5 separate regions of the Homo sapiens genome follow, and all the other regions are linked to region 5. Evidence: chromatin contacts called from ENCODE Hi-C or POLR2A ChIA-PET data. All regions are on one chromosome and are shown on one strand. The core of a region is the stretch at or near the end of the contact, and the rest is flanking DNA. Distances in the headings are between cores, read along the strand shown. Region 1 holds the start of GPD1L (glycerol-3-phosphate dehydrogenase 1 like). Region 2 overlaps OSBPL10 (oxysterol binding protein like 10). Region 3 overlaps OSBPL10 (oxysterol binding protein like 10). Region 4 holds the start of DYNC1LI1 (dynein cytoplasmic 1 light intermediate chain 1). Region 5 overlaps TGFBR2 (transforming growth factor beta receptor 2).

Region 1 (2,700 bases), core at 35-2,534, 1.5 Mb after region 5:
CATGGGACATTCTGATGTAACTGGCCTGCAATGGTGTCTGGGCATGGGGATTTTTAAAAGCCCCAGTGACTAATATGCAGCAGAGTTTGAGAACCACTGGTTTAAAGGACTTTGTCCTACTCTGACAGCGTCTAGCACAGTGCCTGGCAGAGACTGATGCTCAGAATGAACAAACTAAGATTCTATTTGTCAAGGAGGAGAGCATTGTGTTACTCACAAATGCAAACAAACCACAAGCAAGGGATAAGTCAGGCCCTGGGCAAAGACAATGGTAAAGCAATTCCTGCCAAGTAAGCGTGTGAGGGTGACACCCACTGAATGCAAGCTGTTGTTACCTTTTTCCCTTTATTTTTATGTATTTATTTTTTGTTGAGACAGGGTCTCACTGTCCTTCAGTCTGGAGTGCAGTGGCCCTATCCTGGCTCACTGAAGCCTCGACCTCCTGGGCACATGCAATTCTCCCGCCTCAGCCTCCTGAGTAGCTAGGACTATAGGTGCGTGCCACCATGCTTGGCTAATTTTTTAAATTTTTGTACAGAGGGGTGGGGGGTCCTAATTATGTTGCTCAGGCTGGTCTCGAACTCCTGGGCTCAAGTGATCTTCCTGACTCGGCCTCCAAAAGTGCTGGGATTACAGGTGTGAGCCACTGCACCAGGTCAAGTTTCTATCTTGACTCTAACTAGAAAAGGTGTCATCCTTGAAATGCAGGTACTGTTCAGCCAAATTCCAAAGTCCTCTGAAGATCCAAGTTCTCTAAGAAGTTCAGAGGTGCCAGGCTGTGTCTTGTTTGTGCAAATGAAACAGAGGATGACAAGGTCGGGTGGGCATTTCGAGCTCTGCCCCAAGTCTGGTCGGCTTGAGAGTCAACCTAGGAGCCTCTCTCGGCTCCAAATGGCAATGTGGCAGCCCTTCCCGAGTAGGGAAAAAGGAGCGTGTAGGGGGCACCACGGCAAGCTGGTTGGGTCTGCTCCACCCATGAGGATGGAGTGCAGCCTCCACCGGGAACCAGGGGCGCGAGTCGCTGCTCAGTGGCCTGGGCCTGCATGTGGCGCGGCGGGAGCTGCTGCCTAGGGCCGCGCAGCGACGGGGGGTGAGGACTACATGTCCCGACGTGCCTCGGGCAGGGCGGGGCGGTGCCGGAGCCGGGCCTGGAGGCCGGCCGGGGCCAGGCGTGCGCAGTGGTTCTTGGGAGTGGCGAAGCGGGTCCTGCCCCGCTGTCAGCTGCGGCCCCCGGCGCCGGGCGGGGGTGGCCGCGACCATTGGCGGAGAGGCGAAAGGGGCGGGGCCGCCGCCAGCCGCTGCGGGCAAGGCTGAACAGGCGGAGGTGGGCAGCCGGCCAGGGAAGCACGGTCCAGGCGGCTACATTCGGCCCGGCCATGGCAGCGGCGCCCCTGAAAGTGTGCATCGTGGGCTCGGGGAACTGGTGAGCGGCGGCGGGCTGGAGGCCGGGGCTCCGCTTCCAGGAAGCGCCTCTCCCGGGCGGTGAGGGCTGCGCGCCCCATGCTGCGGCGTGGGCACCGGGCACTGCGCGCAGGGAGGCGGGGTGGGCGACCTCGTTGCTGGGCTGGGCACCGTGCGCCCGAGGAGGCCGCACCGGGGCACTCGCTCGGGAGGCGCTGGGCTCGCGTGCGTGCGGGGGACAGCGCGGAGAGAGGGCACCCCGAGCACGCGGGCACCTGTCTGCGCCCCCGTTACTGAGCGCACAGAAGCCACCTGCTTGCCACGCCTGGGTGTTTTGCACAATATCCTAAGGGCGTATTCCGTTCTCCACGGCGGATCTCCTGGGTCAAGGACTTGGTGGAGGCTCGAGCATTCTTACTGCAGTTTCGGTGTTGAGGAAACCGAGGCGGAGAGGGCTAAAGGGCTCTTGCTGCCCAGGTCACGGGCGGGGCATGCTCTGCCCTTCAAGGTGCCCGTCTCGCCCCCGCTTCTGATAGGTCCACTATCTTAGGCGCGTCGTATCAGGAAGAAAATCCAAGTTTCAACAGGCCGCTCTCCCTGAGGCGTTGAGAATTCTCCCTTGCCGAGATGTTTGCGAAGCTTTGCGTCTCTTTGGGGCCTTATTTGACTTTAACATTTTATAGAGCACATTAGAAATGTCAGTTCTTCTAGTACCCTTAATCAAACGTACACTGTGGGATTCTCTGGTGTGTTTGGGTGAATGTAGAGGTGGGGGTGTGAAGGGGGAAGGAAGCAAAGTGTAGCATCTGGTGTTTCCAAGCCTTTTTTCATTGCTGTACACTCTGCCACATTGGAGGGACTGGTGTACAATAGTTAAGAGTGATGATGTCCTTTCAGTGCTTCTGTTTACCGGTTTTTCTGTGGCGTGACAGGCATCAGAAGTGCTGCAGCAGCTGGTCCTAGGTAGTTGGTCTTAGTTTTACTCTTTCAAGACTTGGCCCAGAAAGTACTTATTGAAGGAAACCTTACCTGGTTCTTCACTTTTCCATCCCAGCAAGGCCAGTGGCCTCTCTCTGTGTCCCTATTGCTGGCCTGCATCACTGCATTATAAGGAGTTATTTGATTATCTGTCTCCCAACTTTTGAGAATGGCATCTACCCTAGTGCCTGGCATATGCTAAGTCAATACTAAGACTCTGTTGCAGTGGTGCGATCTTGGCTCACTGCAACCTCCACCTCCTGGATTCAAGCGATTCTTGTGCCTCATCCACTTGAGTAGCTGGGATTACAGGTGTGAGCC
Region 2 (2,700 bases), core at 179-2,678, 1.3 Mb after region 5:
AGCCAAATAAACCTCTTTTCTTTATAAATTACCCAGTCTCAGATATTCCTTTATAGCAATGCAAAACGGACTAACACACCAACAATTCAACTTCTACATCAACATCACAAGGAAATTCTTGCGTGTGTGTACTGGGAGATACATACTAACTTACACACAGCAGTAACACCGTTCACAGAGGAAGAAATGGTGAACAACCTAAATACCCATCACCAGGATAAAAAATTTGTGACATAGTCACACAAAGAATGTTATACAGCATTGAAAAGAAATGCACTGAAGTTAGACACAATAACGGGAATCAATTTTGGAAACAAAACGGGAAAAAAAAAAGACTTGCAGAAAACTATATACAACATCCTTTTAAAAATATAAAACTGAGAAACAAAACTAAATAATACAGAGAGATAACACACATTATTTTTGTAAAATATCTATTATAAAAATACTTTATATTATACAAAGGTGAAGGAATGATGAACTTGAAACTCAAGAGTTAGTGGTTACCTAAAAGAGGGGAGGAAAGGATTGAGTTGAAGAAGAATACTTGGGCAGATGAGCTACTAGTGGTTATATTATCCTTCCTAGAGTGAATGGTGAGCTCATGCCTGTTCATTTTCTTATGCTCTGTTACATATATGATTGCATATATTCTTTAATATAAATCAATTATATTTTTCAAATATTAGAAAAAAGCTATTTAGATCATTTATTCTATGATTGTATACAATTATAAAAATAGAAACTAATATATAAATGTTAATTTAAACTATATAATTATATATTTAAATTATATGGAGTATTTATTATTATTCCCATTTTACTGATGAAGAAACTGAGAGTTAAAAAGGTAGGATAACTTTACACATCCAGTTAAGTGAAAGTGACAAACTAAGCTTTTCATTAACTTTAAAACCCATGCTTTAACACCGTGCTATACTCTTAAGATTTCCACCAGCGAAGAAAAAAATTAGATATAATTCACAAGATTCAAGAATCCCTGCCTAAAACTCCATTAGTGTGCAACTCTTACAGAACTCCTACTATAATCTGTGCCTTCCATGAGTGGTGGGAAATGAGTATTGTTTATTAGGATTTGTTAGCTCTAAAGACAAACTTATTTACATGTTAACATATAGTCATATTAAACAAAAGACTCTTAAATTCAATGAAATTTGGAATTTATAGAAAACCTACGATAAAGCATTTTGTTTTATTTTGCAAATGCAAATAAAGAATCCTGGTGCAAAGTGGAAAGCCATGCCTTAGTACACATTAGGTGGATTAAGAAATATGTTTTCTTCAGTGAGGCAAAACTATTCAAGTGATAAATTCATCTGTTTGTCCAGGTTCTTTTCTTGTTTTCACCTTCTGAGCTTCTTTCACTTCCCTTCAAGAGTCATGTTTCCTCTCTCACCCTAGATCTTAACCAGGTGGCACTTCCTCCAAAAGAGTTCCCCACCCTACATCCAGGCGTATCCCTCGTCACGCTCCGTGAGAGCACTTTGCATGCTGCAGTTCAACCACTGCTGTGCATCTTCTTCCTAGCCCACCAGCAACTTGGGGCAGGAACCCATCTACAATAGTCCCCACTGTACCTTCAGGCACAGCATGGGGAGCAATGAGAAGGAATCAACAACTGAATGAAGGGATGATCATACTACTATGTAAAATCCATTCACACGAAAGGATCAGAGGGAACACAGAATAGTAGGAAGGATGTGGCACTTGGAATCAGACTGACCTGTGTTAGAATGTCCCCCCAACATCAGTTGGCTCTGATATTACTAAATATTAAATATTACTAAAACCTGCCCGCCTTGTGTGGTTATTAGAATTAGTGGTGATAATATGTGTGAAGATGATTCTCTCAGGTACTAATCAGTGACTTTAAACTGTGGCTGTCGGGGAAGGGTCCTATATTCTGGTTCAACTGGTCCAGGATGGGATCTGGTGATGAAATTTTTGTAAAATCTTCCTACTTTTTTTTTTTTTTTTTTTTTGAGACGGAGTCTCATTCTGTAGCCCAGGCTGGAGTGCAATGGTGCAATCTCGGCTCACTGCAACCTCCGCCTCCAGGGTTCAAGCAATGCTCCGCCTCAGCCTCCTGAGTAGCTGGGATTACAGGCGCCCACCACCATGCCTGGCTAATTTTTTTGTATTTTTAGTAGAGACGGGGGTCTCACCATCTTGGCCAGGCTGGTCTTGAACTCCTGACCTCGTGATCCATCCACCTCAACCTCCCAAAGTGCTGAGATTACAGGCGTGAGCCAGCGCGCCCGGTCCTCAGATACTTTTAATATGCAGAAAGGTTTCAGAACCTCTCCACGGGACAGAAGCAAGGCAGGAAATAACATCTGCAGAGCCTTGCTGTGTCCAACACTCAGTTGCCACACATTATATTATTTAATACCCCCACACACACAAAGAGTGGGCACTGCTTCCCCCTTACCAAGCAGAAGTGATTCTGTTGTTGTTGTTGTTGCTGTTGAGGACAGGGTCTAGACTGGAGTGCAGTGGCTTGATCACAGCTCACTGCAGCCTCAGCCTCCTGGGCTCAAGCAATCCTCCCACCTCAGCCTCCTAAGTAACTGGGACTACAGATGCATGCCACCACACCTGGCTAATTTTTGTATTTTTTGTAAAGACGGTTTTACCATGTTTCCCAGGCTGATCTCAAGCTCCTGGGCTCAAGCAATC
Region 3 (2,700 bases), core at 40-2,539, 1.3 Mb after region 5:
TGTCTCCAGGAGGGAAATAATTAATGTACAATAAGTATGCATGTATTTATTTTGATACTGATCAAATTCTATCCAAAAGGCTATAGCACACAAACATGGATGCACTGATACTGGCTTCTACATTCTAGAACCCAAAATAAGTTAACATGCAGAAATCAATGTGCATATTTTGTACAGCTTCCTACTCACCTATTTCCCCAATTCTAAAGTCACGTAAAATGTTCCTTCTTGGTTTGTCTTCCTAATTGGGTGATTTGGCAAGTGTAGAGTGAGTGGCCACCCCACTGCCTCTAAAAACAGAGGAGTCAAGTGTAACAACAGGTTGGTTATAAGCATTATGATGCCTTTGTTCTCATGAGCAGTCAGAAGTAAAATATCTGACACCTTTTTTCATGCACCAAACCTCACTCTAAATTGACTCTTAGTCTTTTATCACCCACCCCCACAAATGATCATTTTCCACAGTCCATGGCTCACCAATGAGTAAGCTAATCAATACAGTAAAAATGTAAATGTTTGTTCCACTCAGTACTCTTAAATATTGGAGTGGACACTTTCAAAATCACCTTTCCCTGATAACATAAAAGCTCTCTAAATCCCTGATTAATTACTTCTCAGGCACCTGTTAATCTCCCTCGCTGTTTCCAATTAACAAAATCAAAACCAACAGGTTTTAACATTCTTGCCAAAAAGACCAATTGTGTTGATTCATCCACCTGGCCCTCTCCTGAAAATGGTTGCTTATCTCTGCTTTCCATCTTTAACTGTTTAATAAATGTTTTTATTGTAAGCCGGGACTCCTATTAAGATATGCAGACTAAATATATCTCTTTTGTTCTAATATTTAGATTTCAAAAAATCGATTTCAAGCCTCTCCAAAAGCATTTCTTCTAAATAATGTGAGGCTGTGCCTCCTTGCATTACTTTACTTCCCTTGTGCACATCAATAATGAGATTCCAGGAGGAGGTCAATAGGACACTGGAGAATAAGACAAGACAAAGTCGGTGTCACAGCCGGGGTTCAGCATCCCACCGGTGCCCACACTAGGCCCCACACAAGAAATTACACGACAGTTACAGCGTTCATGTGAGGTGGGGCCAAGGGCCTTGGCAAAGGAATTTCAGTGTCCAACTCCACTAGGAGTCCCAACCAAATGAGAAAGTAATTCAATCTTTACAGTCTTTATAGTGAAAAGCTATTAACGAGGTGTCTTTTGCTATGTTGTGAAAAATGAAAAGAATAAATCCTTACTGCTTGACTAGAGAAAAAAAGTACATTCAAGAGCCTCTGTTAATTTACATGATGGGTAGTTTAGCACACCTGGCTGCAGACAAGTGCAACCTATGCAAATAGGTAACCCCCAGCTGAAAGACTACAGACACCCAAACCTCCTACTCACAAGTATGCTTTGTTTTTATCAAGCAACCAGCTTTTGAGAGTCTCTCTGAACCTATTCTGGTTCTGGAGGCTGCCTGATTTAAAACACAAAAAGAGAAAAGAAACTAGCTGTTGAGATAGGAAGGAGCACCTTGGAAGGTACAAACTGATCTAGTATGCTGACAATCAATCAATCAATACCTCAAAACATGTAACCTTGACTGGACTAACGCACTCTTTTTTCCTCTTGGCTTCCAGTAGGATTACTGCACTAATTCCCAAGAGCTGCTGAAGTATGAGGCTGACTTTGCTCCTCGGTTTTGTTATCAGCCTTAGTTAAGGTGTTTGAGAGAAACAGATACTTAAAATGTGTGATTACAGTTTAAAACATCAAGGGACTCTGATTAAATCTTTAAGTGGTGCTAACAGCCTTAATAACTTTAATTTGTTAAATTTAGAAACTAAGTGAGGTTAATCAATGAATAAGTGAAACCATTTTTGACATGAAAATTACTACTTTATAAATAAAAATTTATCTACAAGTTGAGCTTAAAGTTCAAGAAATACTAGGTTTTAAAATTTACTATTTTAATAAACTAATAATTGAAAAAGAACAACTTACTATAAATATCATTCCAAACAAAAGCCCTCCTCAGTTATTAAAAACACAATGACAATTCACTTAACCTTTATGCCAGTATTTTAAACTTTCTCTTTTGCTTTAAAAAATAGTAATAATGACAAAGTTAAAAGACAGCAAGACAAGTCCCTGAAAGTGAAACAAAAACATCTAGAAGACACACACTGGAGTTGTTTTTTCTTTTCTTTTTTTTTTTTTTAAAGAGACAGGGTCTCATTCTGTTGCCCAGGCCAGAGTACAGTGGTATGATCATAGCTCACTGTAGCCTCGAACTCCTGGGCTCAAACGATCCTCCTGCCTCAGCCTCCTGAGGAGTGAGCTACCATGCCTGGCTCCAGAGCAGTTTTGTGTCTAAAGAGTTTGGAATGGAAAATCACCTCAGAAAGGAAAAGGGTTAATGAGATAGTAAGGCGGTCATCACTGGGACCACTGCTGACCAAACAGGAAACAAATGAAAGTAAGCAAGTCACTGGCCCCACTACCTCCAGCCCAAGCCTATAAGGATAGGAAAGCAAAGTCAGTGTATGGGGTAGACCAGGTGAGACCATGGCAACAGGGGCCCACATACCCCATTTCCTGTGCCATGTGGAATGCAGGCCCACTACTGCTAGACCATCTATTAATAAATCTTCCAAAAAATTTCAGACAGTGGTAATTTGTACATATTCAGATGTTTAAGGGA
Region 4 (2,700 bases), core at 96-2,595, 1.9 Mb after region 5:
TAAATTTAATCATCGTATAAGCCAAACTTCAGTTATCTCGCATGTAAAGAGCTATATAGAGAAATTTCTCCTATAAATGATTCAGGAGCTAAGCCTAGAAAAATGCGAATCTGCGAACTATTCTCCCTCAGTCCTCTATCCCCACCCCCAGAGTCACTAAAGAAACAGAATACACAACTTCCAGAGAGCCGAGGAGATACAGAACAATCAGGAGAACTGACACTGGACCGTTTCTCCTTATTACATCCATTTGGCTGAAAAGACTTAACTAGAAAGTTGTGTTCTACTGCCCTTTACAAATTTCAGAATTATATGTGACAGTTAAGGTAGCTGCAACACGAGCACATTGTACCAGAGAACGCTGAATCAAGAACATTTATCGCCAGGTCTTAGTTCTAGCTTCTGTCAATTATACAAAGAGTCAGCTATTAAATATTAATGGCATGCCATTTGCGCTGCAGCTCTCGCAAAGAGCCTCCTGCTACCAATTTTTGTGATGAAAGAAAACCTGTCATTTTCTAGATAAACCCCAGGCCACGAGAATCCCTCAGATGAGCGATCGAATTCTGTCCTTCCCAGGGGAAGCTGTCAGGGCCACCCCCATATACCGGGGAGGAGGAGGAGGAACCTGAGGGAGGGCGGGTCCCCGCAGGTCCTGGGTCAAGGGTCTCGTGTTCCCCTTCTCTCCCAGCCATCCGCGACAGGTCGGGAGGCGAGGCGGGGCGGGGCTGGGCCGGCTGTCCGCACAAAGAGAGCCAGCGAGCTAGCCCGCGGACCAGGTACCCCGGGCCGCTGGGGGCCGGGCGGGGCGGGGCGAGGCAGGGAACACTTACCCAGCAGTAGCACGTTCTTCCCCGCAGGGAGCTTGGAGCGCGAGCGGGTGGAGACCTCGCTGAGGATGCAGGACCTAACGGGAAGCAAGGCGTACGGTGAGGCCGGAGGCCGGAGCCGCAGCGCGGGAGGGACGGACCCGGCCTCGGCGCGCCGGGGATGGGGCTGCCGGGAACGCAGTGGCCGGGCCCGGCGCCGAGCTCCAGCGGGCACGGGATCCCGAGGCGTCCGCGCAAGGCCGGGGGAGCCAGCGGGGGCTGAGGGAGAGGTGGAGTCGTTACCAAAGGTTCTGCCCGTCCTCGTCGTCGCCTGCCGCGGCGCCACCGTTGCCCGACGCTATCTCGTTGCCCAAGGGGCCGCCAGTGTAAGTCGAGGATAATCCCGGCGGAGAAGAACCGAAGGAGCCGACTCGCCCCACGGCCGCCATCTTGGTCGGGAATCACACCACTCCCGGCAAGACTAAATGTGCGAGGCGGCTGAGGCGGTGGCGGTGGAGGCGGCGGGAACCCGGATATGGGGCGTTCAGCGCACGGGAGCGGGGCGGGGCCTGCGGGGGCGGGGCCCCGGGCCGGGCCAGGACTGATGGAGCGAGCGAGAACGGACTGCGCGTGCGTGGCTGCCTGGCCGGCGCTGAGGGGCTGAGCGTACGCGGGCGGCGGGGTGGGCCGCTATGCTGCAACTGAAGCCCAGTGATCTGACAGTATGGAAGTGCTTTCCTTCCGCTCATCCGCGGCCCTGGGCTGCGGCAGGGGGGTTGGGTGTGTCAGGTGAAAAGTGCTCCCTCCCACCCTTCAGACAGGTCCCCAAACCCTGCGGCCTGCGCGGAATTCCTGCATTGTCATTGCCGGCCCACCCACTGTTCAGGCTGAGAGCGGTCCCCCGCCCAAACCGGCGCTTCGCCGGCGCCAAGATAGAAATGGGTCGCCCGGCTGGTAAAGAGGCTGCCCTGCAACCCTGGGCTGGAGTATTGCTGTGGTCCTGGATTTCTGGACTTTATTTGCGTTCTCAAGTGGCGAAGTGTTCCTCAACCTGGACCCACATCAGAAGCAGGTTCTCCGAGCCCCTAAGCAGCGGCGTGACAAAGTAATTGTTTACCCTGGAAATAGACTGTTATTTTTTAAAAATTATTGTCAGGGCTTGCTTTAATGTTCTTAATGTTTTTGTATGAGATCCTCCATGTGAGATTTGAAAAGATCCACTATGCGGGTCATCTAACCGGTCACTAGACATTGATTCCACACTTACTACGTCGAGCACAGTTGACACTGGGAATACATGGATGGACTTATACTAGCCCTAAAATAACTCCTTTTCTATTAGAACTTTACTAGGTAAAGGTATTTGAATGTCTGAACTCCATGTTTAGAAGGAGTCATTGGTTTTAAGGCTCTGTCCTAGTACACCTGTAAGAGCATTTGCTTAAAATTGCCTGGCCTTTGTATGTTATCTCTGTCACTTCATATTTGAAAATCACTTGCTAGAATATGGCCTGATCAATGCTGTTATGCTAGTGAGAAAATCCACAACTAAAGACTATTTGCTATATATTAGCATTACGGTTAGAAGTCTGGAAGCCTTTGGAGGCTGGCAAATCTGAGTTCAGGTCTAGCTCTTCGAGTTTACTGGCTGTGTAACCTTAGGCAATTTACTTAACCTCCGTGAGTCTCAGTTTCCTTATCTGTCAAATGAGGATAAAAGAACTTAGAGTTGTTATTGAGATTAAACGGGATGATTCATGTAAAATGGCTTAGAATAACGACTGGCAAATCTTAAGCGCTTACCACATGTTAATTGTTATCAATGACTTTCTTTACCTTTCACACCATTAATATCTGACCAACCTCTAGAAGTGATGGGCCTAAAGAACTC
Region 5 (2,700 bases), core at 159-2,658:
TTTTAGCTAAGCATAGAGCTCTTGGTCTGGGAGACACTGAGAATTTCAAAATAGCTTGTTACCTAAAAATAAACTTCCTGAAATGAACTTGAGGCCCGAGAGGGATGAATGGCTTTATTTTTTTCTTCTATATTTACTGTTACCACAAGAAAGCAAATCTTAAATTTATATACGTTTATATTTTTAGAGACCCAGGAAACAGGTGCTATGCCCAAGCTACAAAGACAGTTGCAGGGCAAAGTATCTATGACAGAATCCTAAAATTCACAGGACAGAGAGTGACTGTGGAAAGGCATTGAAAGTGTTCCTCTCTAGGCAAGAGCGGAGGGAACATGAGGCTTTTCTTAGGCCTCTCTAAGGGTTATGCCTTGGAAAAGTACCTCACAACTTTCTGTGGCCCAGCAACTGTTCCAGCACCCCATGCGGTCTAAGTGCTTAATGTTTCTTAGTCTAGCATGTAAGTATTAATTCATGTTTGCTGGTTGAGTGCCTAGTAGCCTTGTCATACTTCACTGACTGTCCAAACTCATGTCTTAAACATCATCACCATCTCATTGAGGAAGAAAATGGGGAATGGGGTGTTACACCTTTATTTGAACTGCCCCTAGTTTGCAGCCTGTATTTTGCAAAGAATAGTCTGTCTTCCATATTTTATTGAATAAATGTGAATGAATATCACATTTATAATCACATTCCTCTCTAATCTGAGTGAAGAAGTTCTGTATCCTATCCTACATGGCATCAAGGGCCAAACATGGACTCCTTGTATTCATCCTGTGTTCACTCATTTATCCAATAAACATTTTTGTATGCCTGCTATGTGAAAGGTTCTCTTCCTGGCACTGGAGATATAGTAGGTAAGTGAGGTGGAGAAAGTTTCATGGAGCTTACATTTTTGTGGATAGATTATTAGCAAGTATGCGATGCAGATAGTTTGTGCAGACAATAAATAAAACAGAGTTGCTATAGGATGAAGAGGTGGCATTTGATCAGAGATCAGAAAAGTGACAGGAAGCTAAACAAAGGTAATAGCAAGTGAAAGGCCTGAGGAGGGAATGAACTTGGCTTCTTCCCAGAAGGGGGCAGGAGATTGGTGATGGTGGTGATAAGGGAGAGGTACAGAAGGCAGATCCTGAGGTGGATTCAGCTTTTATTTGCTGCGATCATAACTCCAATGCCTCACCAATGCTTGGGATTGTGTCTAGGAGGCACTCAGTAAGTGTTAGTTAATCAATTGATTTGCCTCAAACACAGAGAGAGATCAGTAGAACTAGTCCCTTGAAAAGAAGACCCTTATAGCTCTTTCAGGAGTAGGTCAGGAAAATGGCGGCAAAATCTTGTGCCTCCAGCAACGGTTCCTCCTTTGGTGTGGCACTTCATGACTCTGTGAGGTTATAGCCTCCCTGCCCAGCTGAGCGGTGATGCTCGCCTGGCTCCCACATCCTCTGTGCTGCCCTCTATTTTGGGTCACCCTGACTTGGTCTGTTTCCTGTCTTATTCACCAGCTAAACTATAATTTCCTTAAGGGTACTTTTATTTGTGGGCCCAGCACTCCGTACTATGCAGTGGGCCCATCTAGGTTTCTTTATTGAATGATAAGATTTTTGTAGAAAGTGGACCTTATGACAACCATTGACAAAAGCAAATGGCTACTCAACCACCCCAACCCCTCACCACCCCTCACCACGGTACAATGGATTTTATTACAAATTGCATACACCAGATAATTCTAATCTGATGTGAAGGAATTATTTTGCCTTTCTTCAGATTCATTCTCATGACATCAAGTTCATTTGAAATTGCATAACATCTTCAGGAATTCATTGGCAGGCTGCCTGGCAGTTGGATAATCATTTAATATATCTTTCTCTCTCCTCAGTTAATAACGACATGATAGTCACTGACAACAACGGTGCAGTCAAGTTTCCACAACTGTGTAAATTTTGTGATGTGAGATTTTCCACCTGTGACAACCAGAAATCCTGCATGAGCAACTGCAGCATCACCTCCATCTGTGAGAAGCCACAGGAAGTCTGTGTGGCTGTATGGTAAGCAAGCCTTTTAAGAAGTTATTCTTTCTTTTCCCCTTTTTACATAATGTATTCTCATAGTACACACAGTCAGTGTATCTCTGTCTCCTAAATGTAAACACCTGTTCCATTTCCCTTTCCTTTAGACCATCTCTCTTTCGATTATTAAATGTAGTTTCTAGGGGTGTTCTCTGCATGTATGTGTACGTTTATGTGGGTATATAAACGTATCATGATTATAAAATGATCATGATAAATGTAAAGATCATAAAATGATCTTTAATATAATAAATCTGGAAACTCTTTCTTGTATCAAGAAGAGGGATTTGCCGCTTAGTAGTCATTTAACCGACACCTCCTCAGCACCCCATAGTGAGACCAGGAGCTTTGTTCTCTTGAGGCAATCTCAGGTCTGGAAGAAGAGGTGATGAAAGGTTGGCTGTTGGAAGAGAAAACTACCAGCCAAAAATGGGGAATCTACTTGGAGAACCACAAAAACAACCTGTTTTTTTAGTCAGAAATTCTGGTTATATTATTCATATAACCATTGGGATAGATATGACTTCTTTCTCTCAGCTCAGAACTACATATTTCTTTTTTTTTTTTGAGATGGAGTCTTGCTCTGTCATTCAGGCTAGAGTGCCATGGCACAATCTTGGCTCACCGCAAC

Evidence for each region. A loop is a pair of places that touch in the nucleus more often than their neighbours do. ChIA-PET counts read pairs that join two places held with the same protein, here RNA polymerase II (POLR2A). Pooled maps may share reads with other maps.
Region 1: a pooled map shows a loop between it and region 5 (4-fold over the local background). The contact joins the promoter of GPD1L here to the enhancer-like site in region 5. A Hi-C loop is called at or near these places in 1 of 37 single-sample maps with no recorded cell type and 6 of 50 pooled maps. POLR2A ChIA-PET finds 5 or more read pairs at or near these places in 1 of 52 experiments (B cell).
Region 2: a map of OCI-LY7 shows a loop between it and region 5 (2.9-fold over the local background). The contact joins two enhancer-like sites. A Hi-C loop is called at or near these places in 1 of 168 maps with a recorded cell type or tissue (OCI-LY7), 7 of 37 single-sample maps with no recorded cell type and 5 of 50 pooled maps. POLR2A ChIA-PET finds 5 or more read pairs at or near these places in 1 of 52 experiments (GM12878).
Region 3: a loop to region 5 is called in a map with no recorded cell type, with 5 times the contacts of the local background. The contact joins two enhancer-like sites. A Hi-C loop is called at or near these places in 1 of 37 single-sample maps with no recorded cell type and 3 of 50 pooled maps. POLR2A ChIA-PET finds 5 or more read pairs at or near these places in 1 of 52 experiments (activated B cell).
Region 4: a loop to region 5 is called in a pooled map, with 5 times the contacts of the local background. The contact joins the promoter of DYNC1LI1 here to the enhancer-like site in region 5. A Hi-C loop is called at or near these places in 2 of 37 single-sample maps with no recorded cell type and 5 of 50 pooled maps.

The regions. Positions count from the first base shown.
Region 1 is chr3:32,105,336-32,108,035 of GRCh38, forward strand. It overlaps GPD1L (glycerol-3-phosphate dehydrogenase 1 like), which reads left to right and starts at 1,285. Exons shown (of 8, transcript NM_015141.4): 1 at 1,285-1,423. The coding sequence starts at 1,377. RefSeq lists silencers at 1,018-1,427, 1,548-1,687.
Region 2 is chr3:31,950,948-31,953,647 of GRCh38, forward strand. All of the region lies in intron 1 of OSBPL10 (oxysterol binding protein like 10), which reads right to left. Among named protein-coding and RNA genes, the nearest start is that of OSBPL10, 29 kb to the right of the region's middle. RefSeq lists an enhancer at 1,563-1,612. Within about 2 kb of position 1,429, at least 3 of the 41 ENCODE cell types and tissues checked have a DNase peak (open chromatin) inside an H3K27ac peak, as active enhancers do; they include OCI-LY7, where a contact is called at or near this core.
Region 3 is chr3:31,916,127-31,918,826 of GRCh38, forward strand. The region is part of intron 1 of OSBPL10 (oxysterol binding protein like 10); the gene reads right to left. Among named protein-coding and RNA genes, the nearest start is that of OSBPL10, 64 kb to the right of the region's middle. Within about 2 kb of position 1,290, at least 2 of the 41 ENCODE cell types and tissues checked have a DNase peak (open chromatin) inside an H3K27ac peak, as active enhancers do.
Region 4 is chr3:32,569,513-32,572,212 of GRCh38, forward strand. DYNC1LI1 (dynein cytoplasmic 1 light intermediate chain 1) reads right to left here and starts at 1,346. Exons shown (of 13, transcript NM_016141.4): 1 at 1,113-1,346; 2 at 834-907. The coding sequence starts at 1,258. RefSeq lists an enhancer at 554-1,339 and silencers at 614-1,103, 1,284-1,543.
Region 5 is chr3:30,642,868-30,645,567 of GRCh38, forward strand. TGFBR2 (transforming growth factor beta receptor 2) reads left to right here. Exons shown (of 7, transcript NM_003242.6): 2 at 1,880-2,048. Among named protein-coding and RNA genes, the nearest start is that of TGFBR2, 38 kb to the left of the region's middle. Within about 2 kb of position 1,409, at least 20 of the 41 ENCODE cell types and tissues checked have a DNase peak (open chromatin) inside an H3K27ac peak, as active enhancers do; they include B cell and OCI-LY7, where a contact is called at or near this core.